Linked DNA regions of Homo sapiens: all the other regions are linked to region 5. Evidence: chromatin loops called from intact Hi-C (ENCODE). Cell type or tissue: endothelial cell of umbilical vein. All regions are shown on one strand. Region 1 overlaps DACH1 (dachshund family transcription factor 1). Region 2 has its middle 230 kb from the start of LINC00348. Region 3 has its middle 310 kb from the start of LINC00348. Region 4 overlaps DACH1 (dachshund family transcription factor 1). Region 5 overlaps DACH1 (dachshund family transcription factor 1).

Region 1 (5,000 bases), 160 kb before region 5:
CCCTGTATTGTATAAAATTATTTTCAGAATTTATTGTCTATTATCAAAACTAAAAGTATCCTTTGACTTTGAGGAAAATAGGAACCGTTAGCCACCATCTTCAGAATAATGTAAAGGCTGATTGATAATCATCCATCTTGTTTTTTTCCTGCTGTCTGGATTCCAGGGGTGTGTGTGTGTGTGTGTGTGTGTGTGTGTGTACAAAACACTTATTTTAGAACTCACATTTCCTTTAAATACACAATTTGTTCTGCTTTAAATTATACTTAATTATTTATTTCTATCTACATCACATTTTGCAAACTAGAGTTGAGCTTAATATGTCATTTATTCAGAGAAATTTACTGGGCGGAAAAGTTAGAGTAAAATGCATTGGGTTGGGTTATATATGAAATGTTAACAAGTATTAAAGTGGTCTCAATACCACAATCCGGTAAGGAAGCAAGATCTACAGGATAAGAAGCTAAGAAGAAAAGTAATTAAAAGGAAGCGACACAAGAGGAAATGCAAAGACATACATCATCATGTACCAAATGAGTGATACAGTTAGAGTGTCCCTCCATGGAAAAGAGGGTGAGCTTTCCGTGGGTTGCTGAGGTGGCTTTGGTGGAGAGGTTGCTAGCTAGAGCTAGACTTTAATAATACCAACCTAGACTTGATTGACCAGCAAATATGTGAAATGAGCAAACTATATTGGAGCTATCTGCTTCTTTATATACTTAAACAAGTTGTAGTTGGGCAGTCATCAAAATATACTAGTTTTGATGAAACTTTATTGCCCATCAAAATATTATAATCCCATTTAACTGTGAATTCACTTGGAAGGTTAGTACTTTTAAGAATAGTTCCACACTCAGGCCAGGAGCGGTGGCTCATGCCTATAATCCCAGCACTTTGGGAGGCCAAGGCGGGTGGATCACCCGAGGTCAGAAGTTGGAGACCACTCTGGCCAACATGGTGAAACCCCATGTCTACTAAAAATACACAAAAAATTAGCTGGGCATGGTGGTATGTGCCTGTAAGCCCAGCTACTTGGGAAGCTGAGACAGGAGAATCACTTGAACCCTGGAGGTGGAGGTTGCAGTGAGCCAAGATAGCGCCACTGCACTCCCGCCTGCCACTTGGGGGACAGAGTGAGACTTCATCTCAAAAAAATAAACCAAACCAAACAAACAAACAAAGAATAGCTCCACCCTCTTATTTTAAAAATAAATTATCAAGAAAATAATCTGCATTAGCCTCAGAAGATAATATTTCTTCATTTAGTGTAAATCATTGTTTGACGTCCGAAAGAGCAAATGGGTTATATTAGCACAGCTGGTTGCACATGGCACACTTTTAGGTGTAAGTAAAGAGAGTTAGTCCTAAAGAATCTAGATTTGACTAAAGGAAGATCACTGTAATATGCTTCTGATAATTTTGGCCCATTGTACATTAATACACAGAAATGCTATCTTGGGAAGTATCTAAAAATCGTTGTCATGTCAGGGTTTCAGTCAGCTGTTTCGTTACTGGATATTTCTTGAAAAATAGTGGATCATTTGAAGACCTAATAATTTGAGTTTTGTTTGGCAGATTTAATGTTCATATGTTGTTGATGTGATCATTTAGCCTATACTTCAATTACCGGGGGGCTCTATGAACTGTTTTGTAAATTTTGAGGTAGTTGCTTTGATGCAGCTGTAGAATAAAACAAGAACACCTAACTAAATAGCCTTTCATCTTTCCTTCAAAGCAAGAAATAAAAATAATCATTGCAAAGTAATGCTTTTTTGTGTTTCTTAGATTTTGACTTTCCTGATCACCTGGAAGTTACTAACATTAGTTTGTCTTGCAAAGCCAACATTTGTAGAACCTCTTCTATGTAAGAGAGATTGAACTAAATGAAATGCATTTTTCAAGTAAACTTTTTGGTAGCTCTCATTATACTACTTTGGTTCTCATAATATTTAACTCTAGATTTTTGCTTTTATCTTTGTATATCACATAATTTTAGAAGGCCTTTTTAAACTACAGCATCTTAACCACCAAATATTTATTAAACCTCCACATCCCTGCATTATGCCAAAGGCCAAAACGTGAAACTCTAAGTCAAGTCATCAAAAGAGTCATGTTGACTTCTCGTTTTTCTTAAGCGTCAACATTATAATTCTTGACCCTAAGGAGACATTTTAGAATTGGTTCCTGGGTTTTAGTGGGACTTCTAGAGATGCTTCAGTTAAAAACTATCATGCATTAAGCAAATCCATGCTGTGAAATCACTAAAAGGTATATATAGGTTCGACTAAAGCATTCGTTTGTTTTTCTTTTGCACTGTAAGAAAAAAAAAGTCTGTTTCAAATCCTATTTGTCCCTTATCTCTGTTTGTTCAGTTGTTTTTAATATCACATACTGAAAGAATTTCAATAGCAGTTTCACCATGAAGTCATTTGTTATCCTTCAGCAGGCTTTTGCCTACTGAATTGTAAAGCAGTTCTGACTATTTGCATCCTCCAGATGGAGCGGCATATAAACACTCCCAGATATTTCTGGTAAGTATGAAAAAATATCTTATTTGTCCTTTCTGTGAATAAATAAGAGAATGTCAAATTTTATAGACTAATAAATTTGTATGCCGGCACTGACATTGAATCTCTTGTGGCCTGCATTGTCACAGACCCTGAGAAACACATTTTTTGTTGTTGTTGTTACAGATGAATACTAAGTCAAATAGAAGCTCAATAAAAGGCACGGTTTGATTGCATTGTTTATGTCTGTCCAATATTCTAATTCAGTTGCAATATGCCATGAGGAAATGCAATTTACATGTTTCCCAGGTTTATTGCACAACAATCACTCACTCATATATACTTCTATCTGTCAGAGAAAACCCCACTAATGGGTTAAAATGCCCTTTAGCGTGTAGTGTGCAACAGCTGCCTTCCCAGTAGATTTAATGTTAATATTTATAATGTACTCTTACAGATATAGAAAAAGGTGATAGTGAAAGGCAACATAAATACCTAAATTTTTTAAATCTAAAACTTTTGATATGTTTATTATATATATAGACTTATATGCACATATGATAAACTCAGAAATAATACTTTTTATGGGATAAATCAGATCCCATCAGTTCAAGCAAATCTTTATGCACTTTTCCAACTTAAGATTAAATTTATTTCTTATTTTAAATTGATATGCATAACATAGGGTGTCTAATCTTCATATTCAGTTAAATAATGAAGCTCTGCAATATCAGCTGTGATTGACAGTTTAATACTGCTTTTACACTTGCCAGTTTTCATATTAAATCTTCTAGTTTCTTCCTAAATTAAATGCACTGTGATCTAAACAGAGTAAAATCATACATTTTACAAAGTAAACAGAATTAAATAACTTTTGAGTTAAATGTGTATAGTAAGCACTGAGAATTTGACTTGGCTTACTTTATCCATGTGAGATAAAGGAATCTTGTGAACTGAATACAGACTGATTATTTTCCAGTCTGGTTTTTTTGGAGAAGGAATTTTAATAAGTAATACATAATATTTATTTTCTTTCATTGTTACAATTAAAACAGAACTTGGTATCATATTTGTCAACACTGATTTGATTTCTGGAGAATAAATTTTTCTAAGTGCATTTTAGTTGAATGAAAGTATATCTGAGATATAAACATTTAGAATCAATTGTAATAATGCTTCAGAATGGAGGTTTATAAGAGTTTGGAAGCACAAATTCTATTTAAGTTATTACAACAGCATATTTGTATGCATTTTTTCCAATTATGAGCTGTGAAAAAAGGTTGAAGTTCAACTTGGGTACATTATTTTCATTATGATACATTAGCCACACATGTCTGCCCAAATGTCCTTGATCTCTCCAAAAGTAACCATAAGAAATTAAAAGTAACAATGTATTTTACATTTTATGAACTAATATAGCGGTAGAAGAAGGTGTGTGTGTGGGGGGGTATGTGTGATGTGTGTGTGTGCAGTAAACTACCCTATAGCAGACAGGACAAATATATTTCTTCACATTTGATTCTAAATTTGGAAGTTATCACAATATTAAATTATTTGATTCGTTATATGTTAGTATAAACATATAGGTATATATATGGACATACACAGAAATGTATATGCATATTTGTGTATATAAACACAGATACTCACACATATAAAAGCCACAGGTTTGGCCCAGAAACTGGCTATAAGAGTCTTTATAGACTAACTGAATGTATGAATTGGAAAGAACATTAGAGTGTCTCTAATCCCACCTCTTTGTTTCATAGATTGATCCCCAGGAAAGTTAAAATGGTAAAGTTGAACCAGATCTCACATCTAGGGATTCTAAGACCTGACGTCTGTCTTCCACATTGCCTATTTGATTCTGGCATTTATTGTATCTGTGAATTGTTTTGGAAATTTCTAGTGGCCTAATATCTCAGCAGTTACTACAAAAACCCACCCACACATACACATACACACATAGTGTGTTTATATATTCACATATACTATACAAACTGTATAAATATCAGTTAAACTGTCACTAAATTCTATACACTACTATATCACTGTATTTTTAAAAATAGTTCCAAAGAAAGTGCTATTTGAGCTCCTTTCAGTTATTAAGTCTCCTAAACATTTATCTTTTGTTTATTGACATGAGCCTCCCAGATTTCCGCTCATTTTGTTCAGCTGTAGTAAATTTGGCATTAAAGGATGATATTCAATCCTTGCTTCCTTTATAGAGTTGCACCAAAGTCAATGAGAATGTTACGCAAAAATAAAGGATAAACTATGGCCCGGGAATACTCATTTAAGACTGTAGCGCAGACCCACAAGACTAAGTTCAGTGCCTAGTAAGGGGTGCGTGCTAAATTTGACATTGCAGAAGAGTTTCCAGCTGTTGGCTTGATATGAAGGAGGAGAGCTGTTTTTATGACTGATTACTGTCCTCGGGAGAAAGAGGCAAGCGAAGCGAGGCTACATCTCTCCAATCCACAGAATGCTGCG
Region 2 (5,000 bases), 380 kb after region 5:
ACAAAAGTAATACGGATTTTAAAATTCACCTCTGAAGAGAGGGCACACAAATATGCTTTTTGTATAAACTGGGTTAACATTTACATTTACAAGTCAATTCTTTCATATAGGTTTTCTATTTCAGCCAGAAATGATAAGCAGAAACCTACAATATGACCTAAACAATATCACCAACATCACACTTTTTGTTTTTCCGTGTAATTTTTATTTTAAGTCAATACACAGAACCTGATATTTTAAAGAGCAGTCTCGGGTTTTTTTCAACTGCTTCAGAATACATTTTTATAGATGAAGATTTGATAGCTTCATGGACTAGTATTACAAACTTGTGAAAAATCACAAGGAAAGCCCGAAAGGTAAAATAACTCTCAGTGACTTAGCTGCACTGGTAGCGAGCAGTAGCTTTTGACCTTGGACCCAGATCATGCTAAAGAACCAGTGGTTGTTAGAAAAAATGAATTAAGGAAATGTATGAAATCTATTTATAGGCAAAAGCACAGATGACCAGGGCCTGAAATACATTGGTCACATTTCTCAGTGTTAATATCTTTGCTGTGGTAAGTTTTTTGTCAGGATGTCAATTCTGCTAATATGATCTCTGTAGAGCCTCATAGCACAGCTGATGAAGAGTTCCTTTAGATGTGTATTTTCTTTCTACTTATCCAAATTATATAATGTAAACTCCAAGCTATCAGGAAAATTAGCTGAAGTAAATAAAACATTACTGTCTGCTAAAATACTTTTTGTATTCTCTTTAGTGTTAAAAATATTTCAATTCATGATAAATATAATATCTTTTGCAGATATTTATGAAAATGCAGACAAGCAAATTCCTTTCATGGTCAGATAGATGATTATAAAAAACAAGACTAAATTCAAACAAATATGGTTGGCTGGATCACAGTTTGAGTGAGGTCATAACCCTGAACAATTTTCTTAGATAATATCATCAGTAATACTTCTAAAATAAGGGCTGAGCATTCTTTACAAAAGGTCACAGTTTATAGGAACAATAACCTACAATAAAACTGTATATATATGACCTTCTTTGTTGGTATAAAAGCAGGATTAGTTCATAATTGGCCCACGAGCTTCGAGAAGGTACAAGGCAGAACATGAAAATGTTGGTGTGCTAGACGTAAGCCTGGATGATTTGAACGGAAGAAGAGGTCCCTGGTAGGGTAATAATAAATATTTGCGTTAGGTCATGAAAAGGGTAAGTGTCCCTTCTCACTTACCCTTTTCTAGTTGATAACTAAATTATTCTCACACTCTTAGTTTAGAAGGACAATTTCTGGAGAAGTAAAATCACACCAATTCCCTGAGATGGATCTGTTTTCTGAATAAATGCTGTTATTGTCTGTTATTCTCTTATTCATTTTTTTCTAAGATTCAGTATTTACTGTTGACTGTCTCCACAATTTTCAATTTAAGCACTGTCTCTCTTCTCCTCTCTCCACACCGCTACCCACCCCCTGTATACGTGTGTGTGTGTTTAATGTGTGTGTGAATGTTTATATTTAAGGCGTTAGTGAAGTGCCCAAGTCCAGAGTCACCAGAGCCACATTTTGCTTTTGTCAGAAGTGGTGTAGGACCTTGAAGAGCATGTTGAAAATGGTGTAGATAGAGAAGCTCCCTGTGTAGATTAATTCAGTGCACAGCTGGGGCTGGGAGGGCAAGCCCATTCTAGGGAATGAAGAATGGCCGATCAGGGGTGGAGCTGCCCGCCTCCCTCTCCACAATGTACTAATCCTCAATTTGGCACTGCTTTAAAAGAAAAGAAATCTAAATTGAGGCCAGCTGATTTCTTACTGAATCAGCCAGCTGGATGTGGAGCCAATTTCCGCAGCTTCCACGCTGTGGTAGCCAGGAAATATTTTAATTGAAAGAACTCTATGTTGACAAATACCAAAGACAACCTATTTATAACTTTTAACCAATATTTATGGAATTCCCTGATTTAATAACATATTCCTTTAAACTCAATTACAAACTAGAGTAATTGTTAGTCTAGAACCAAAGCTAAATGATGTGCAAACAAAATACAGCAAAAGTAAAGAAAAAGGAAAGAAGAACTAGTGAATGACGTACACAAATCAACAGGCATGTGTAATTGAGGTTGATAATATACATATATTCAGCAAAAGTAGTTTCAAGTCACGAGTAGGTGTGATTTTTAAAACACTTATAGTTTAGAAGATTTAATATTATACAATCAGTGAAGGTATCTTTTTAAGCACTTATAGTTTTAACAGCTAGGTATAAATAAGCATATTAGGTAGAGGTTTTTTGTTTTTTGTTTTTTGTTTTTTTGCTAGCCAATCTGAATGATTTCTTATTTCTTCCTCCTTTAAAGTGAAATTAGCTGTGCTTTAAATGACCCTAAAACAAAAACAAAATCCAGTAGAAATTTTCTCTCTTCCTTAACGTCAGTGATTAAAAGTGCTTAATTATATGGATGACATAATGTTATAAACTTTTAAATACATATTCTCCTTTTAAAAAATTGTGATGAAGTTTATTGACCTTGCATCATAATTAAAACTATTCAGTTTTGTAGTTGTTTTCCCATGAGTGATTTTTTAACGTTTGAAAGCAGTGCTTTGTCCTGGTAAGTTATCTCTTCTTTGTATATATTTTTTTTCTTAACTAACTCAACTTTTTACAATGTTTAATATAGTGCATGTAGTGACTTGTTTTTTTTTCTTATAATCAGAGATATTATCATAAAACTACTTTTACTCACCCAAGGAGAAGTGATGAATTAGAGAGTAAGAATGGTTTGCAACATGGTTCATTTCAAATTAAAATGGTAGCAAAGTGTAAAATTGATGATTTATGCACTTCTATTTACCTGTGAATCACATATAAAATCACACGATTACATTGGATTTGGGAAGATATTATTATCAAATTCATCTGCTTTGGAAAAGCTACTGTTGTTTTCTCCATTACTGTTACTGGTGATGGAGAATTATCAAATGTGGTAATGCTGATAGCTGTGGTGTGCTGTAAGGCAGCTCTCCCTAGTGGACACTGCTATACCCATGCTCAGCCTATGTCTCAAAAGTGAAGAATGTCCCCATGAACTTTTTGAGTATAATTATAAATAAATAAATATCAAAGTGTTAGGTATAGTGTATATGCATTTAAAAATATTGTTATCTCAAATGAAAAATTTGTTTTGTGGTAGGGATATTAAAATTCAATGTTTATATATCTCTCAAAATAGAGAAAGTATATTTGGACATCATGACCCTCCAAATTAGTTATTTATTGAAGTAACTAATATAAAGTGACAAGAGAAACATTTTACATTATTGTAGGAGAGATAAGAGGAATATTGACCTTCATGAAATCTGGAGTAAAAACATTAGCAAGTAAAACCCAAGTGTAAATTTAAAAAGAAAATGGTGGAGAACTGTTGGGAATTATTTAATCATAGAAGAATGTGCCTGCCACAGAATTTCATAAGTAATTTTATTGGAGAAAAAGATCCACCTCATTACTCATTATCCATTCTTATGAAATGTTCATCCACATGCACAATGATGCATTTGTAGACTTACACCCTCTTTGAAAAAAAGGCATTTTGCATTTAAATTGCTCTTCCATTTCTAAAGTAGCTGTAAGGAGGAGAGTGTGAGCCTCAAAAGAATAATATGTAATAAAAATAGCTAAAACAACATTGAACATAGTTTGAAACAATGCATTTTGTTTTAATTTATAATAATTAATTTATTAGATTGTTTTATTTTGATTCCATAAAGTTATGGACAATAATTATAGGGGGAACAACCTCTCATATAGTACTCGAGGCAAAGTGATAGATAATGGTCTACTGTCTCTGGGAGTATAGTCAGCAAGAAAAAGGCCCATTAAGCACATAATCTATGTCCATTTATGGATATTCACAACTTCTCATTTAAAAAGTAAGAAAAAAAAAGACAGACATAAAAGCAGAATCACTCCATCCGCAACCTTCAACACCCATCTAATTGTTTTTCATTCCTGAAAACCTTAACCTTTGTTCTGAAAAAGCACGTAGAAAGGAATTACCCAGCTTTGTTTCTATGTCATTGTTAAGGGAAGTGAGATGGTTGTTCTTAGTATTATTTTAGGAAAGTGGGAGCTCCATCAGCCCTTAGGGCTATCAAATAGGGTTCAACCAGCAGAGTATATATATGCTTATTGACTGGTGGACCATTTGACCAAATCTATGAATAAGTAAACACTATGTAAAGAAAGGGGAAATTCCATCTCCCAATCCACCTCTGCCTCTATGTAGGTTTTTTTTTTTTTTTGATCAATTTCAATTAAAGAAGAGATTAGAAGAACAAGATCAGGATTAAAGATGTAACCTCTCATTCAAAGTAACATGGAGGTCTCCAATTAGCATATCATTAAAAAAAAAAACAGGAAACATAGTATTCATATTGTGAAAATGCTCATTATTTAAAATTTGGGGCCAACAAATGTTTACTAAAAAAGAAGATAGAGAGAGAGAGGAAAGGTTGAGGAGGGAGGGGAAAAAATAGAAATATTTTCGGAAGAGGAAACCAGCACTCACTGGCCTGCCGTGGATTAGCCAAGATCTAAACCTTCCACAGATTTCTGAGGTGGTAATTCTCATATGGAGAAATTGAGAAAGGAAACAAAGCAGTTTCCTCATCACTTAGAAAGACTCAGGTGACTGAGGTGTGAGCACTCCTTAAAAAGGGATTTTTTTCCTCTACGTGGGCTAAAAGGGCACATCTGCAAAATAGCTGCATGAAAGTAGAATGTGTTCCGGTGTACACATGAGCAGGAAAAACATAATGCACTAGATAGGCACATTAGAAAAATAATTGTTACTGCTCCTGTGAGAAGACTTCTCCATCCTGTGTTTATGCCAAACTCTCCTTTTCAGAGGGCAGGTTGGCGTTAAAAAAGAATCACTGATGTTACATATGTGTATGAAGTCTTGGGTTTCTCACTTTCTCCTATACTTTACTTTGTAT
Region 3 (5,000 bases), 300 kb after region 5:
ATATAGTAGGTAATACAGGTGTAAAAACAAATAAATTACCATAAAATATGAAAATCCTTTTAGAATAATAAAGAAATGTGCTGTGGGAGCTCAGAGAACACTTAACTTGTAGGAAAGTTACTGAAGAGGTGCCATTTAGTCTGTGTTTTATGAGAAGTAGGATTCTTTCCCTATTCTAAGCAATAGGAAAAACATTTGCATAAGTCCTGAAACTTGAAAATGTGGGAATATTCATCATATGTTGGAAAGTTCAGTAAGGCAGAAGCCTGAAAACATCATACAGGAAAAGAAGCTGGGTGGAGAGGAGAGTGAGTGTAAGAAGAAATCGTGGCTTTAGGATGCACAATGAATTGGGGGTGTACAATGAATGACTTTGCATGCCAAGAATTTGGATTTTGGTCTGTAGCCAATGGGCAGCCAAGGTGGGTTTTAAAGTACAGAAGTAACAGAGTTATTTTTTTTAAGATAATAATCATGTTGAAGGGGTTAGAGAGGGGCTGCGGTAGACATTGCTGCAATAATTTGAGAGGGTTATGAGAATAAACCTGGGATAAGAGCATGCAGTGACAATAAAAATAGAAGCTAGTTTGAGAGACATTTCTAAAGGAAAATGAAAAAAGGTTTAGTGAGCAATTAAATTTGAATCAGTAAGACAGTGAGTGATATCCCAAGGAAAATCAAAGCTTCCATCTTAGAAGAAAAAATGGATAGTGACCCTCTTAACTAAGATTAAAGATATTAGGTATAGTATGTTTTGAAAATATTAAATTGAATTCAGTTTTTTTTTTTTGTTTTTTTTTTTTTTTTTTTTTTTTTGGTGGGGGTGAGATGGAGTCTCACTCTGTCGCCCAGGCTGGAGTGCAGTGGTGCGATCTCGGCTCACTGCAATCTCCACCTCCCAGGTTCAAGCAATTCTCCTGCCTCAGCTTCCCGAGTAGCTGGGACTACAGGTGCACACCGCCATGCCTGGCTAATTTTTTTGTATTGTAGTCGAGATGGGGTTTCACCATGTTGCCCAGGCTGGTCTCGAACTCCTGAGCTCAGACAATCCTCCCGCCTTGGCCTCCCAAAGTGCTAGGATTACAGGTGTGAGCCACCACGCTGGGCCTGAATTCAGTTTTACACATACCCAAGCTACAGCATTTGTAAGATAGCACTTGTGAGGCATTCACACATGTTTGTTGTTTAACCATTTGTAAGGACAGGTATAGCCTGGTTCTCAGGAGGGAAAGTGCAGGTAGGATAGAGACTTGAGATTCATCTACTTGTAGAATGTAGTTCAAGTCACAGACATTAATAAGATTCTATGTGAAGTACACTGGATTATATGTGCCTCTTCACATACTTTCATTCTTATTTGTTTCTGGGACCCCGGCTACTTGTTTCACCCAAATCACCACTAAAATCATAAGGGCTGCAGGGGCACTGAGCACTCTTATGCAGGCACTGCTCCTCGAGTCCACACCTTGTATCTTTACCCTATTGCTTCAAGACATCCCTTTTGGCACTGTGTGTGAGACAACAGGAGGGATCTGCTTGGCACCCTTGCACACACAGTTAGTACAGGGAACCTAATGCACTGTGAAGGGAAACAGTGATCAGCGAAAGTCAAGAGCCAGCAAATAAATTATTTTCTCTTCTTTCTCCAAATAGACTCCCATTAGTTCACACAGACTTTCAAAACATGGTCCAAACTAATCTACTAACGCATCAAAGGCACATGTGTTAACAATGGCTACCTCCAGCTTTATTACAAATCCATCTTCTTTCTCCTTCTTTATTTCACTTCCCCTTCCCCTCACTGTTATTTCCTTAGAATTCTACTTCATAATAGAAGTAGTAGCGCGTAAAACATTATCTATGGCAGTGCTCTCTGGGAAAACCAGATTGTATGACAATGGGAAAGCTGTAACATACTGAGTGCAAATGGGAGAGAGAAACCACTCAGTACTTTGAAGAGAAAACATTTAATGTAAAGAATTATCAATTATAATAGGAGCATAGAATAATAAAGAGTTGATGAGGAAGAAGTCCAGTGAAATGTAAAATTTCTAGGAATAGGTATAAGGAGTCACTACCCATAGGGCTAAGTTACAACACTCAAGCAGAAGTTCCCCAGGCTGAGATCAAGATCTTGTTAGGGAGGGTACAACCCCGGCTCACTGAATGGCAGAGAAGTCGGCCATCTAGAGTTCTGGGAAAAGCTGTTCACAGGGAGGTGTCTTATTAGAGGTATCCTGCTGCAAAATCACCCTAGAGAGTTGCTAGGGGACATTGCTGACTGATGGATGTTGCTGGCCGCTGTTCACCACAGGAACTGGATACCAAAGAAGTCAGTGCTGTGGGTGCTGGGTGCTGAAGAATCTGCATGGACTGCAGGAGCCTGTTGCCAAAAAACAAACCCCACACCTAGGCCCTGGGCCCTGGGAAAGTTGAGGACACCACAGAAGCTGGACACTGGAGAAGCCAACTTGGTTGCAGGAGCCTTCTCAATAAGCACTGAGCCAGTAAGAAAAACCCTTTTCTTCTGAAATGTCACTCCAGTGCCCTCTACTGACACGGCTTAATATCACACCAATTGGCAAAGAAAAAATATTTAAAAGGCTCAAATCCATTTTCACTGAGCAGACAAAAAAGGGTGAAGGAGCTGAATTTCTGGCACACAAACTAAGACCAACACCTAGTCAGTGTATTACCAATGACTATAAAATAATGTAGCCAGATGGATGATGATATTTAAAAAATGGTGAAGAACAATAAACCAGTGTGAAAGACAGCTGGAAAGAACAGATAACCAGGGAGAGAGGAGTACTAGAAAAGCCGAGAGATCATAGTTTCAAGAAGTAGTATGTGGTTAACAGTTTAATTCCTTTGGAGAGGTGAAGAAAGATGAAGAGCAAAAGAAAAAAAAAAGCCTTTGAATGTTTAAATGTGTAGGCCACCAGTGGTATGAATAAGTGATGTTCCAGTAAATAAGGAAGAAGACAGAATAAGATGGGATAAAGAGTAAGTAAATTTTAAGGAAGCAGAGATATTCAAGAGATTTGGGGACAAATGGAAAATGCAATGGTATGAATAATTCATAGTAGGAAATATTTCTTTTTTATTGTTATTTTATTACTATTGTTGTCATTTGCTAAAGGAAAACAACAAAACTTGACAAACTTGGAGACAGAGAAGAAGGCATAAAGAGATCAAAGTTGGAGGAATGAGAATCTCTTGTAGAGGCAGAGACAAACCTTGGAAGGAGGGATCCCTTTCCTCTGAGAGAATGTTGGAAGAGTAATAATGGTGCAGTACATTAGAACATAGGGATTATGGAAAAAGTTCAAATCTGTAGGGAGACCTGAGGTTTAACTTTTTTTCTTCTCAGTAATGGATGGCTGACCTTAGTATGTTCATACCCTTACTGTGTCTCAATTTTTTTACATGTTAAATTGGTGCTTTGTACTCAACGCTATCTAAGGTCTCCTTGAGAGCTACAATTCCATGGCAATGTTAGGCTCCCTATTTTTTTTCAAGATGGGGTCTTGCTGTGTTGCCCAGGCTGGAGTGCAACGGCTGTTCACAGGTGTGATCCCACTGCAGGCTCTCCATTTTATAGTTAGGAAATAAGAAGCAGAAAGGATAGATATTTATCCAAGCTTATTCAAAAACTGAGTGATACATTTGAGACATGAATACAGGTCTAGAGCAGTGAGACACAGGCAAAGTGCACAAAAATGTTTCTATAAAATCAGCTTTATATGAACCACCTGAATAAGCCAACTCATGAAATGGCAGAGTAGTGCATCACATGTATCTGCAATTCAGAAATGTAACGTCAATGGATTACAGTCCAGCATAATGACAGCCCACTCAGTAAAGCTGTACTTGTGGAGTACAAATCCTGTTCAAATAAAAGCATATTGTAGGATTTATACCAAAAGATAAGCAAAAGGAAAAGGGAGAAGTTATATGTATCCAAGACAACTGTAACCAATCCATAGAAATAATAGTATCTATAATAATTCAGGGGAATTCCAGGGAATTTCCCCTGGAATTCTGCATATGATAGACAAAGATCCTCTAATTGGATCTTCTCCAACTTTATTGCAAATCAGCTGATATCATATAGACCTAAAATGTTTAATTAAGAGAAGATTACCGAGAAACTGTTGCAGATTGGAGAAAAGGATAAATGTCTAAATGCAATGTGGAAGCCTGGCACAGAAAAAGGCATAAATGGAAAAATTGGTGAAATTCATATAAACTCTGTAGATCAGTAATATTGTACCACTGACAATTTTCTAATATCATAAATTGTACCACGTTTATGCAAAATGTTAGTACTATGGGAAGTAAAGTGAGGGAAATAAAAGGACTCAGTACAATTTTATGAATTTCCTACAAGTGTAAAGTAAGTTCAAATTTAAAAGTTTATTTTTAATAAGACCCTATTCTGGTACCTATTCTAGACCTATTAAACCAAAATCACTTGGGGTTAGGCCAGGAATGTGCATATTCAACCTATTTCCGGGTAATTACATTGCACACTAAGGTTCAGGAACAACTTATACGACACAGAATCTCCTGAATGGGTCTCATGCTAATCCTACCTACAAGACGGAAAGAAAGCGTGTAGTTACAGAAATAAGGTCTCAGCAGGAATGGCTACTCCAGCATCAGAGTTTGGTTTTCCACACTGCAGGTAATGTGCAACCCTGCCATGACAGCCAGTTTGTCTGTCTCTCACCTTCTTTTAACTGGTGCCAGATTGTAAAGCAGTCTCTTGCACCTTTGGACTAAAGATTTTACCTTTTCAGAATTTTTTATTCATCTTTTAACTTACATAAAAGCTTGCCTGTAATTTTATATGAAGATGGAATTTACTTTAGAGTGTGATATTGAGACTGAAAAATATACTTCTGAAGGATTTCACTTTACAGCAAGGCTCTACATTGAAAAGAAATGTTGAATTTCTTGAGGTTGGATCCAAATCAATCTCAAGTCTAAGGCTT
Region 4 (5,000 bases), 130 kb after region 5:
AGTAACAGAATTGTTGTAAGGATTAAATGAGCCAGTGCATGCAAAGCATTTAAAACATTGCTTTGCACACATAGGAAGCACTCTCTGTGTGCTAGTTATTTATGGTAATGATGAACATCATCATAGCAATGCCTCTGACTCTGAAGAAAGAATAAGTTATAAGTTAATAGAATCTTTACTGAGTAGTATTCCTTTTCTATTAACTTTTTATTATTGAAAATTTCAAATATACATAAAATTAGAAGAGTACTGAATTCCCATATGCCTACCCATCATTTTGTTTTAACAATGGTCATCTCAAGGCAAATCTTGTCTCATACTTCCACCCAATTTCTTCCCTTCTTCCAGAGATTTTTGAAGCAAATCTCAAACATATGCTCTGTAATCTGTACATATTTTTAATGTTTTTCTTTTTTGTTCTACTTTACGTTCAGTGTATATTTTCTAAAGATGGGTAAATCTTTTCTTAAATCACAAACACATAATCTTTATCACTCCTAAAATCTCTTAACATTTACTAAATATCCCATTAGGCTTCACATTTCACCTGTTTTCATATATGCGTATATGTGATGACTGAAAAACCAAGCACTGCTAACATACTTAAAGAGGTTTATTCTGAGCCAATGTGAGTGTCTGCAGCCTCGTGTTACACAGTCTCAGGAGGTCCTGGGAAAGTGCGCCCGAAGAGATCGAGTTATAGTTTAATTTTATACATTTCAGGGAAACGGGAATTGCCGGGAAAATCATAAATCAATACATGAGAGATATACATTGGTTTGATCTGAAAAGGCAGGACATCTCGAACCAGGGGCTTTTACAGTCATAGGTGGATTTTAGAGACTCTTTGATTGACAATTTCAGTTGAGAGAGTTAAGCTATTGTTTAAAGACTTGAAGTTCGTAGAAATGAATGCTTAAGTTAAGATAAAGGGGTCTGTGGTCCTATGATGCTCTAACAGAGTCAGATTGGAAACTGAGCCACAATATTCAGGCTTAATTTAAAAAAAAACCACTTTTTAAGTAGATTCTATGATTTGTAGGGCATGACTCCCTAGGCCTCTTAGATAGAAGTTTGAGTGAGAGAAAAAAAAAGGCCAGAGTTCAGTCTATATATGTATATTTGTGGGTGGCCATATTCATGGAATCATTCAAAATATTGTGCTTTCCATGTATTTCGTCTAAATTGACACTTTATCTTTTAATGAGAAAAGAAATGAGAATCTTCAGACTTGGGTTTGAAAAACTTTGGGTCAATCAGTTATTGGGCTTGTTTCATCTGAAAAATGAAGAATGTAGATGAGGTGATTTCCAAAGGCCTCTTACATTTTTTATAATTCCATGATAATTTTAGTCTAAAAGTTACGTGCAAATTAGACTTTGAATATCAGTCCTCAACACCAGAGCTAGTGTGTATTTCAGGGGTATTATTTGAGAATCGTTCTGTTTTATTCACATAGCAATGACACTCATTTTCGGCTTGGAGACTCATAAATGAATTAGAGCTATGCAGAGCTGATAAGAAGAGAACAGGGTATCAAACTATGGCACCCTGTGATGGTGCCTAGCATTTCTCTTCATTTTTGCTTTACTTCTAAAGTCATATTAACTTTGAAAAGGCCTTGGATTTATGAGACAACTCTTCCTCCCTCCCCCCGAAAATTCTCAAAGCACATTTCAGAAACTCATTTTTGGCAGATGTAAATTTAAGTAAATTGGCCAAGGTCACAGCACAATAAGGGCAGAGTTATCAAGGGAATGCAGTTTCCTGCTTTTTCCACCATCCATGAAATTAGAGTAACTCCACCCCTTAAAATAAAAGGGTCTACTTTTTTTTTTCTTTCTGAAATTATAAACCTTGATTTGGAAATTTTTTTTAATCATTAACTCAGACTTTCAAAAGTGGTCATTTAGAGCTGTGGAATGTTTATGGGTGCACTATGCATCTACTATTACTATTACTGAACATCTTACGACCTCTACAATTTGTTTTAAAAGGGAGTGCATTTTTTGTTTGAGCTGAACCATCAGATTTTCTTTTCATGCGGTATGACATGAGGAAGAATCTATCTGTAGGCACAAAACTGGTTCACTTTCTATGGGCAAGCGCAGACTTTAAAGTAGATTATTAAAGTACACAGAAATAGAAAATTAGATCAGAAGTGATGTTTTACTGTGAGGTCTTCTTTGGGCCTTATAAAACGAGAAAGAACTAACCTTGTTCTATTTCTGAGTTCTGAAAAAAAAGCCTCATAGCAGGCATATCACCTTTAATTAGGTTTCTGCTTTTGGGAAGCATTTTACCAGCCCCCTTTCATTTATTTTTAATGATGTTATCACTAACAGGCAAACAGTCCCTTAATAAAACAAAAACAGTTTCTATATAAAGCCTGGTGTACATGTTCTGAGTCAGTCATCTAAAAACAAATGTTATGATTGTTTCCGTTGTGCTCTTAGAACACTTAATGGCCCTACTGTGCAGATATGCAAAACATCAACCTAGGAAATATAACCGTGTCTGTTTTGCAGCTTTCAATAAATGCTTTCCCATATTCACCTGCAGTATCAGCAGTGAGGTTAAACCTACTGGGTCATGGAAATGACAGAAAGGTCAATTAAGTGAATCTTTTCAGCCTAAGCTATGCCAGTTCTTGCATAAACACTGATGACTTATGTCAAGCAGATGTGAATGCAACCCAAAATATTTGAAAGTTAAATCAGTGTGTGTGTGTGTGTGTGTGTCTGCGTGTGTGTGTGTGTGTGTGTGCGCGTGCTCGCATGTGTGTGTGTTTAATGCTTGGTGCCATTCCATTTTTTTCCAAGAAATTTCAAATTGTCAAAGGAACAAAAACCTCTGTACACAGATACCCGAGTTCTCAAGTTTTGTCTCCTCAGATGAGTTTGCTAAGATAATGATGGATTTGCTGTCAAGGCCAAGATTGGAAATATTAATAGATAGCTTGATCTTAGAATTTCTGAATACAGAAATTTTTGAAATACAGATACAGAATAGCCAGAAACTAAAGATTCTTTTTTGAGCATAATAATAGAAAATATGATTTCCCCCTAAAAATACAGTTTCTTCAGGGAATTGGGGTTCCTGATTTTCTTGAGCTGTTATCCTTGCATGGTTTCCTCATACAACCTCTTGACCTCCCTCTAGTTAAGTCTTCCCCAAAATTCAGTGCCCGTTTCTTGCCATGGTGGTTTTTTTTTTTTTTCTTCTTTCCCCTTTCAACTCACATCATCTAAACAGAATCTCTTCTTTTTTCTAAATAAGCACCAGGTGCCATTTGAATCACTCTTTTGGCATATAACCTTATTGAGATTATAAATGCATGCATTTAAAAAATTTTATTCCTAGAGCTTCCTCTTAACTCAAGATAATGTCTGTGAAATTGCCTCGTAATCAATAGAGTGGTTTTCCAATAGAAGGTATTTTTAGTTTTACTATCATGGATGTGGTATAACCCTGGGACAGGCAAAGACTATATCCTTCTCATTTTTGCAGTCTGTATTCCTCCAGCTTTTGCTTTGCCTTATCTCATTCACATATTCTTTCAGTAAATATTAATAAGTACTTACTATATGTTAGGTAGCTGCGACTAGATGATCGATTTCCTCCTCAAAAGAGTGGTCCCCAACTTTCATAAGCATCTCAAAAGAGAACTATTCAAAAGTTAAGACTCACTGATATAGGTGATAGTTGCATATAATAAGCGTGGAATACATATGCATTAAATTAGGCAACACTGTGAGTTTGGTGTATTTTTGTAGCAAACCTCCAACATTCTGCCAAACACAATGATTTCATTCCCATATATTTTTTTTTCTTTTATTCACTCAAACTCAAAATTCAGAGTTCTAATGCTGCTTGAAGTATATCCAAGAAGCCTCTTAAGTGGTTTTATGTTATTCACAGTCTATTTCTGCAAAACCTGTACTGTGTGTGTATGTGTGTGTGTGTCTGTGTATCTGTGTGTGTGTGTGTGTGTGTGTGTGTGTGTGTGTGTGTGTGTCAACACATATTTCCTCTAGGTCCTGCCACCTGAAGAGAAATTGATAAACCAGTTCATATTCTTTGCCCTTTCCCAAATTATTTCTATCAAAGTCAATTTTAACCAAACTAACTCAGGGTTAGTCCATATAAGGAAACTGATGTATACAGTAATAATTCTTTCATCAACATTATACATCTTCATCAAAGCCTTATCAGAGAGACATAATATAGAAACTACAGACTTAGAGCAGGGGCGCAGTGGCTCACGCCTGTAATCCCAGCACTTTGGGAGGCCGAGGCAGGCGGATCACCCAAGGTGGGGAGTTCGAGACCAGCATGACCAACATGGAGAAACCCCGTCTCTACCAACAAATACAAAATTAGCCCGGTACGGTGGCCCATATCTGTAACCCCAGCTACTCGGGAGGCTGAGGCAGGAGAACCACCTGAACCCAGGATGCAGAGGTTGCCGTGAGCCGAGATTGAGCCATTGTACTCCAGTCTGGGCAATAAGAGCGAAACTCAGTCTCAAAAAAAAAAAGGAAGAAACCACAGGCTTATGGTACAAGAACAGAATTTCCTCCGTGGCACATTGAAGCCAAGTTTCCAAAATGAAATTTATAAAATGTATAATTGATTGGATTATTTGTTAATTATTCATCCATTCATACTTTATATTAATATAGTATTTTATATTTTACAAAGCACTTTCACATGCATAATCTAATTGGATTTAAACTATAATCCTTTGAATTGGTAATCATCGTTTTAATAAATAAATGAAATGAGTCTCAAATAAGAGACAGGTTCTTAGCTCTAAAATTTGCTTGTACTTGGTAGAGCCAGGACTTGAATTCATACTTTCTTAATCAAGCCTGGTTTGCTTTTCATTTTACCATAGCTGTATCATGTCTTGCATTTTGGTGTCAATTTTATAAAAATTTCTGGAGTAACTTTAAATCCAGAATTTGAAGAATGGGCATTAAGTAAAATATAGGAAA
Region 5 (5,000 bases):
TGCTTATCAAGTTGTTTGGTCATCAGTAAGGTTGGTAGATTGGGGATTGCTTTTGCTATTATTATTATGATTTCTTCAAATCTGTCCTCCTGGAAATCACCTTCTTCCTTTCTTACCACCATCAACTGCTTCCACCTGCTTTTCCATTGTCTCTGGTAGCTATTACTTGCTAAGCTGCAGGCCTGTGAGGAGATTTCAGGGCAGCTGTTGCATCTTAGAGATTTTGTAGGACATTCAATATTAGCTCATTCTAGGAATACAAAAATAATCACAACACAGGCCCAGGACTCAGGGGCATACAGTCTATGGATGAGATAGGTAGGTAAGCAGGCAGTCATAACAGGATGTGCTGAATCCTCCAGGAGAACCGATTACCATGAAGTGGTTAGGAAGCGGTGCTGAAGCACATGAATTCTAGAAGGAATCCCAAGAATCTCCAAGGCCTATATTTTAGAATACAGACTGCTCTCATGAATCTATCAACTGTTGACTCTTTGAAGTAGTGAAACCCTTCAGAGGGGTGCTACTTAAATGATGTATTGTTGCTACTCAGTCTTGCCCAAATCCGGTGACATTTCTGAAGACAATTCAAGGCTCTTGTTTTCTCCTGCACTCATCTAGCTCATAAGTTCTGTTAAACATTTTAGGCTTTTTTTTTTTTTTTTTGTAAGAGCGTTGTTTTTTTCCTTGATTGTAAATGAATCCTTAAAGCCCCAGATAACAGATTATGTTTTTGCTTTGTTTGGTTTGATTTGCTGGGTAAGACGACAGGAAAAATTTGTATCACACAACCCTTCCCGGTTCATAATAGGAACCTTAGAAATTAGCCAGAAAAAGATGTTTAAAGAAAGCTTTGACAATGGTGAATAATTATTTTATATCCCAATTTTACATGGTAACCTTGAGCTCATATCTTTCCAACAAAATGATCACTTTAGGAGGAAGTGAGCACCTGAGGATAGATCCGAGTGAGGCATCAGCACACTGAGTAAAATATATGGCCATGTCGCCATTCTCCCTCATCCACAATCAATTGGATTCTTTTAGTTTAATATTTACTTGCTAAGATGAGATGCTAGTCTGCATGGTGATAAACAGTCTGCTCTTGGCATCTGAAGGTGACCTGTCAGTTCATATGGACAAATCTCCTGCTTACTGAAATGTACAAAATAAATCATTAAAGCAGGCAGGTGCTCATTCCCAGATTTAAATCACCATAGATTTATGATTTGAATTAATGCTTCATTTGGCCATAGAAATAGATGCTGAGACAGATGATATGCACTGGTTGGGGTTTCCATACTGTAGCCATCCTGATATTGATTACTGAGATGTCTTTGCAATCTCTTGTTTATATCAAGTACTATCTTGTGACAGGTTGGCTGATATGAGCTACATTGCAGATAAGAAGGAAAAATGTCCTGGATTCTTTTTAGTGGCAACACTATCCACAACATACAGGCCAGATAAGTTGCTATTTTTTTTGCTTTAAGGACTGATCTACATAACCAGCTTAAAAAATGCTGCTTGGAAATTGGGACTGGGATAATGCAAAGGCGGAATTTAAAACCGGTGAACCCAAGGTCAATTTGATAGTGTCTATAGCTATGTTTTAATCTGTTTATCCTTTTTTTGGCATTATGCACACTTTTGAGAATACTAAATTAATCACAATCAGTTTAATCTAAATAAAGGAAACTTAATTTTACTTCTAGTTTTTAAATAGTATATAAATATTGACATAGTGAGCATCTCTTAATCGTTTCTATGTTATTTAAATACTTGCTAAACCTAGTATCTTACTCCCTTCCTTAATGACAACAAAGGAAGTAACTCTTTAAAGATAAATACATTAAATATTATTCCCAAGTGCAACATTTTGTGGAGTATAATTTACCAAGAGGCAGGAAAAGACTGCATTTTTACTTCTCTTAACATTTTATTTAAGGAAAACACTATGTATACAGTTTAAAAAATACTTGGAGGATTTAAGAGGGACCTTTGCCACTAGCTAATATCTGACTCATAGAACTGGTAAACAGCTATCAACAATAGTAGATTGCTTGCTTAGTAGGAAATGAGTTCATATCTATTCAAAATGTAATCTCAAAACAGATGTCCCAAGAAAATCTCATTGTTTAAACCATAGTCATAACCTTCTAACTGCTGTAATTTCTTTAAGGAAGGGAAGTACTTGTAAGACTTTAGTATTTTCTCTTTCTGAACATTGTGGAACATAGGCAAGGGTACACTAATGCCCTGATCAACAAACCTGAACACATTTCACATGCTCAAAACATATGATTGTTTTTCATTTTCTCAAACTTGTAATCGTTACAAGAATGTAGAAGTTTCAAGTAAGATTAAGGACTTGAGTTTGAGAATAAAGCCGTCACCTTCAAGGGTATTTATCACTCCTTAGTTCTTCTATTCCTCAACCAATAAAACAAAACAAATATATGAAGGGAAAAAAAGCCAGGCAGTTAAAGAGATAAAATTATCTTCTTCAGCTCACCCTACTCTTATCTTTCTTTAATTTTAACCATTCCTGCAGAAACAAAATAGTTTATGCTGGAGTCATTTCCTTTCTTCTAACACATGTGTCTATTTGGAAGGAAAAGATTAATTTTATGATTTCAGGAAAAACTCTTGGAGACCTTGAGAAAGCAAATAAAAGGAAACTGAGAACGCAGGCCACCAAGCAGAGCTCTGCAATTGCACATTGGATTCTCTGCCTTGGCAATGTTAATGAACCTCAAATCCTTCCTATAATTAGATGAGGGAATTGCTTATATTTTCAAACAGATGATGCTGCTATAATGAAACGATTGACAGGGAATTTAAGAGTGTCTACAGTAGTCATTTGGTTTCTGTTATAAAAAAAAAGTTTAAAAAGAAGATTGGCTTTAGACATAGGTCCTGAGAGAGGTAGTAATTTACATAGCATGCTATGACAGGTGTCTTTGTATAGTAAGGAAATAAAATGGAAGACTAGAGAAATGATGGGCAGGTATAGCAATTTTTTCAGGGAGGGGGTGTCCTATGCTTATTCTGCTTAGGTTCTTTAAAAGGGGCCGAGACTCAAGAGATGGAGCCGGATTGAGTGCACAGCTGTAACTGCTGATGAGCTAATTGCTCCTTATCTCTCAGCCCCATTCATCTTCATTTTTTACCAATTACTGAGAATTATCTGTGTTCTCAGTTGGATATGAGAGTTAATCCTTTTTGGTTAAGCTGGCAGTACTGTGAGCAGATTCCAAATCGGAGGGTGAAAAAGCCAAAGCAAGCTTGCTCTAAAAATGTCTCCAGTTCAATTACAGTATCACTGATTCACAAGAAATTTGCTATTGTTTAACAGATTAAATGTAGAAAGTTTTTTTGTTTGTTTGTTTGTTTGTTTTGGTAACTAGAATGTTTTTCTGCCTAACAATGATTTTTAAGATCTTTCTTCCTGCCTGGTGAGTAAAACTTAACAATATTAACAGCCAGTCTTGTAAACGTGGAGCATATACAAGACTACCCTAAAAGTCCAGAAAGATTCTGACACATGAAATGAGAAATATTTTAGAACTGATAGCTGTCAATTAATATATAAGTAGTTTAATTAATGAATTTGCTCTCTGTAGCTTCACATGTGGTCAAGAAAGTATGTTCAAATATAAATCTTTTCACAAATGTCCCATTAGTGGATATTTTAATGGAAGACCACATAAGCATCTCTTAAAAGTATAGGAACCACCATGGTTTGTAATTCAATTGATTAAGAATAGGCCATATGGTTAATATCATCCCCTATGCAAAAGATATCTTCATATCCTGAAATTTTTACACAAAATTGCTTACCCCAATAATAAAAGACAAAAAATGTACTAAGCTACTATTCCATCAATTTAAATGCATTTTTAAATATTTACTATTTATGGCAATTTTTCTTCATTATGTATTTTAAACAAGATAGAGAATTACCAGTTTGACAATGATTAGGAATGTTGTTATTAAAACAGTATGTGCACTTCACTTTCAACAGCTTTGAATTAGAGTCTAATGTGAAAATCTAAAGGATAAATGGCTAATTTAATACAAGATTATCAAAACATCATTGTGTAAAATGTGAATATGTTATTGTGTGACCAAGTAAGTCCTTCTAGACACAGCCAAAAACTCAGGTAGGGGAGCAGAGAGCAAAATAAGTCAGAAGATTTAGCTTCCAGTAATAATGTAGTTAATAAATAACTTAACTACTTAGATAAGTCACTTAACTGCTCGTCTTTTTTATTTAATAAATAAGGAATTTTTGCCTAATTTCTCTGTTGGCTCTAAAATTCTTTGATTTTTGAAACCTCAATAAAAGATAAAGGGCAAAAAGATATTTTTGACAGTAATTTTTAAAATAAAAAATCAGAAGTAACCACATGTTCCAAAACAAGGCATCCTTAAGTATACTATAACATCTATTTACATATTATGCAAGCATTATATGATGGATAAGTATTGACAGTATTTATTTTGAATATAAAAAAAGGATGATGCCACTTTTTCTACCTTGGTACTATGTATCCTTTTCATTAGGGTTTGGAAGAGGCTAAATAAGAGTTAACATTGCTATGTTATTGTGGAAAAATTATGAATATTAAAAAATATAGCTTAAATTAGATTATTTTAAAATGTCATATGAGTATATTAATAACTGATCATTTTATGAAGCTCTTTTTCATTATTTTCTAGAAATTGGATAGCATTATTCTGCATTTTCTCTCATAATTTGTTTTTGATCTTTATTGTTCATGTAAAGGAATAGAAACATTAATGATGGCAACAGGTGACTGTGGAAAAATACATTTCTATATTAAAAAAATCATTTTTCACTTTGAAATATTTGAACACATATTCTTAAATCCATTTCTATATGTAATAAAATCATTACAGCATGATTTATAACATGTACTAGTTTCCTATATAAACTATTAAATGTATTTTTGATGCAGATAAGCAGAAGGCAG

What was found. Peaks named below come from ENCODE experiments on the same cell type or tissue, not always from the same donor. Only the 100,000 strongest peaks of a DNase experiment are listed, where the experiment ranks them.
Region 1: a loop joins it to region 5, with 2.5 times the contacts of the local background. A loop is called at or near these places in 1 of 110 quality-filtered maps.
Region 2: it touches region 5 in a loop (4-fold over the local background); 1 of 110 quality-filtered maps calls a loop at or near these places.
Region 3: it touches region 5 in a loop (11-fold over the local background); 1 of 110 quality-filtered maps calls a loop at or near these places.
Region 4: a loop joins it to region 5, with 2.6 times the contacts of the local background. A loop is called at or near these places in 1 of 110 quality-filtered maps.

The regions. Positions count from the first base shown.
Region 1 is chr13:71,787,540-71,792,539 of GRCh38, reverse strand. All of the region lies in intron 1 of DACH1 (dachshund family transcription factor 1), which reads left to right. Among named protein-coding and RNA genes, the nearest start is that of DACH1, 77 kb to the left of the region's middle. In endothelial cell of umbilical vein, no CTCF peak of the experiment used is centred here; a DNase peak (open chromatin) is centred at 2,429; H3K27ac peaks cover 652 bases.
Region 2 is chr13:71,239,138-71,244,137 of GRCh38, reverse strand. No RefSeq gene overlaps it. Among named protein-coding and RNA genes, the nearest start is that of LINC00348, 230 kb to the right of the region's middle. In endothelial cell of umbilical vein, a CTCF peak has its summit at 3,035 (motif pointing left); a DNase peak (open chromatin) is centred at 3,007.
Region 3 is chr13:71,318,202-71,323,201 of GRCh38, reverse strand. No RefSeq gene overlaps it. Among named protein-coding and RNA genes, the nearest start is that of LINC00348, 310 kb to the right of the region's middle. In endothelial cell of umbilical vein, a CTCF peak has its summit at 2,560 (motif pointing left); no DNase peak of the experiment used is centred here.
Region 4 is chr13:71,496,878-71,501,877 of GRCh38, reverse strand. All of the region lies in intron 6 of DACH1 (dachshund family transcription factor 1), which reads left to right. Among named protein-coding and RNA genes, the nearest start is that of DACH1, 370 kb to the left of the region's middle. In endothelial cell of umbilical vein, no CTCF peak of the experiment used is centred here; DNase peaks (open chromatin) are centred at 1,697 and 2,457.
Region 5 is chr13:71,623,002-71,628,001 of GRCh38, reverse strand. The region is part of intron 3 of DACH1 (dachshund family transcription factor 1); the gene reads left to right. Among named protein-coding and RNA genes, the nearest start is that of DACH1, 240 kb to the left of the region's middle. In endothelial cell of umbilical vein, no CTCF peak of the experiment used is centred here; DNase peaks (open chromatin) are centred at 2,111, 2,641 and 3,171; H3K27ac peaks cover 3,546 bases.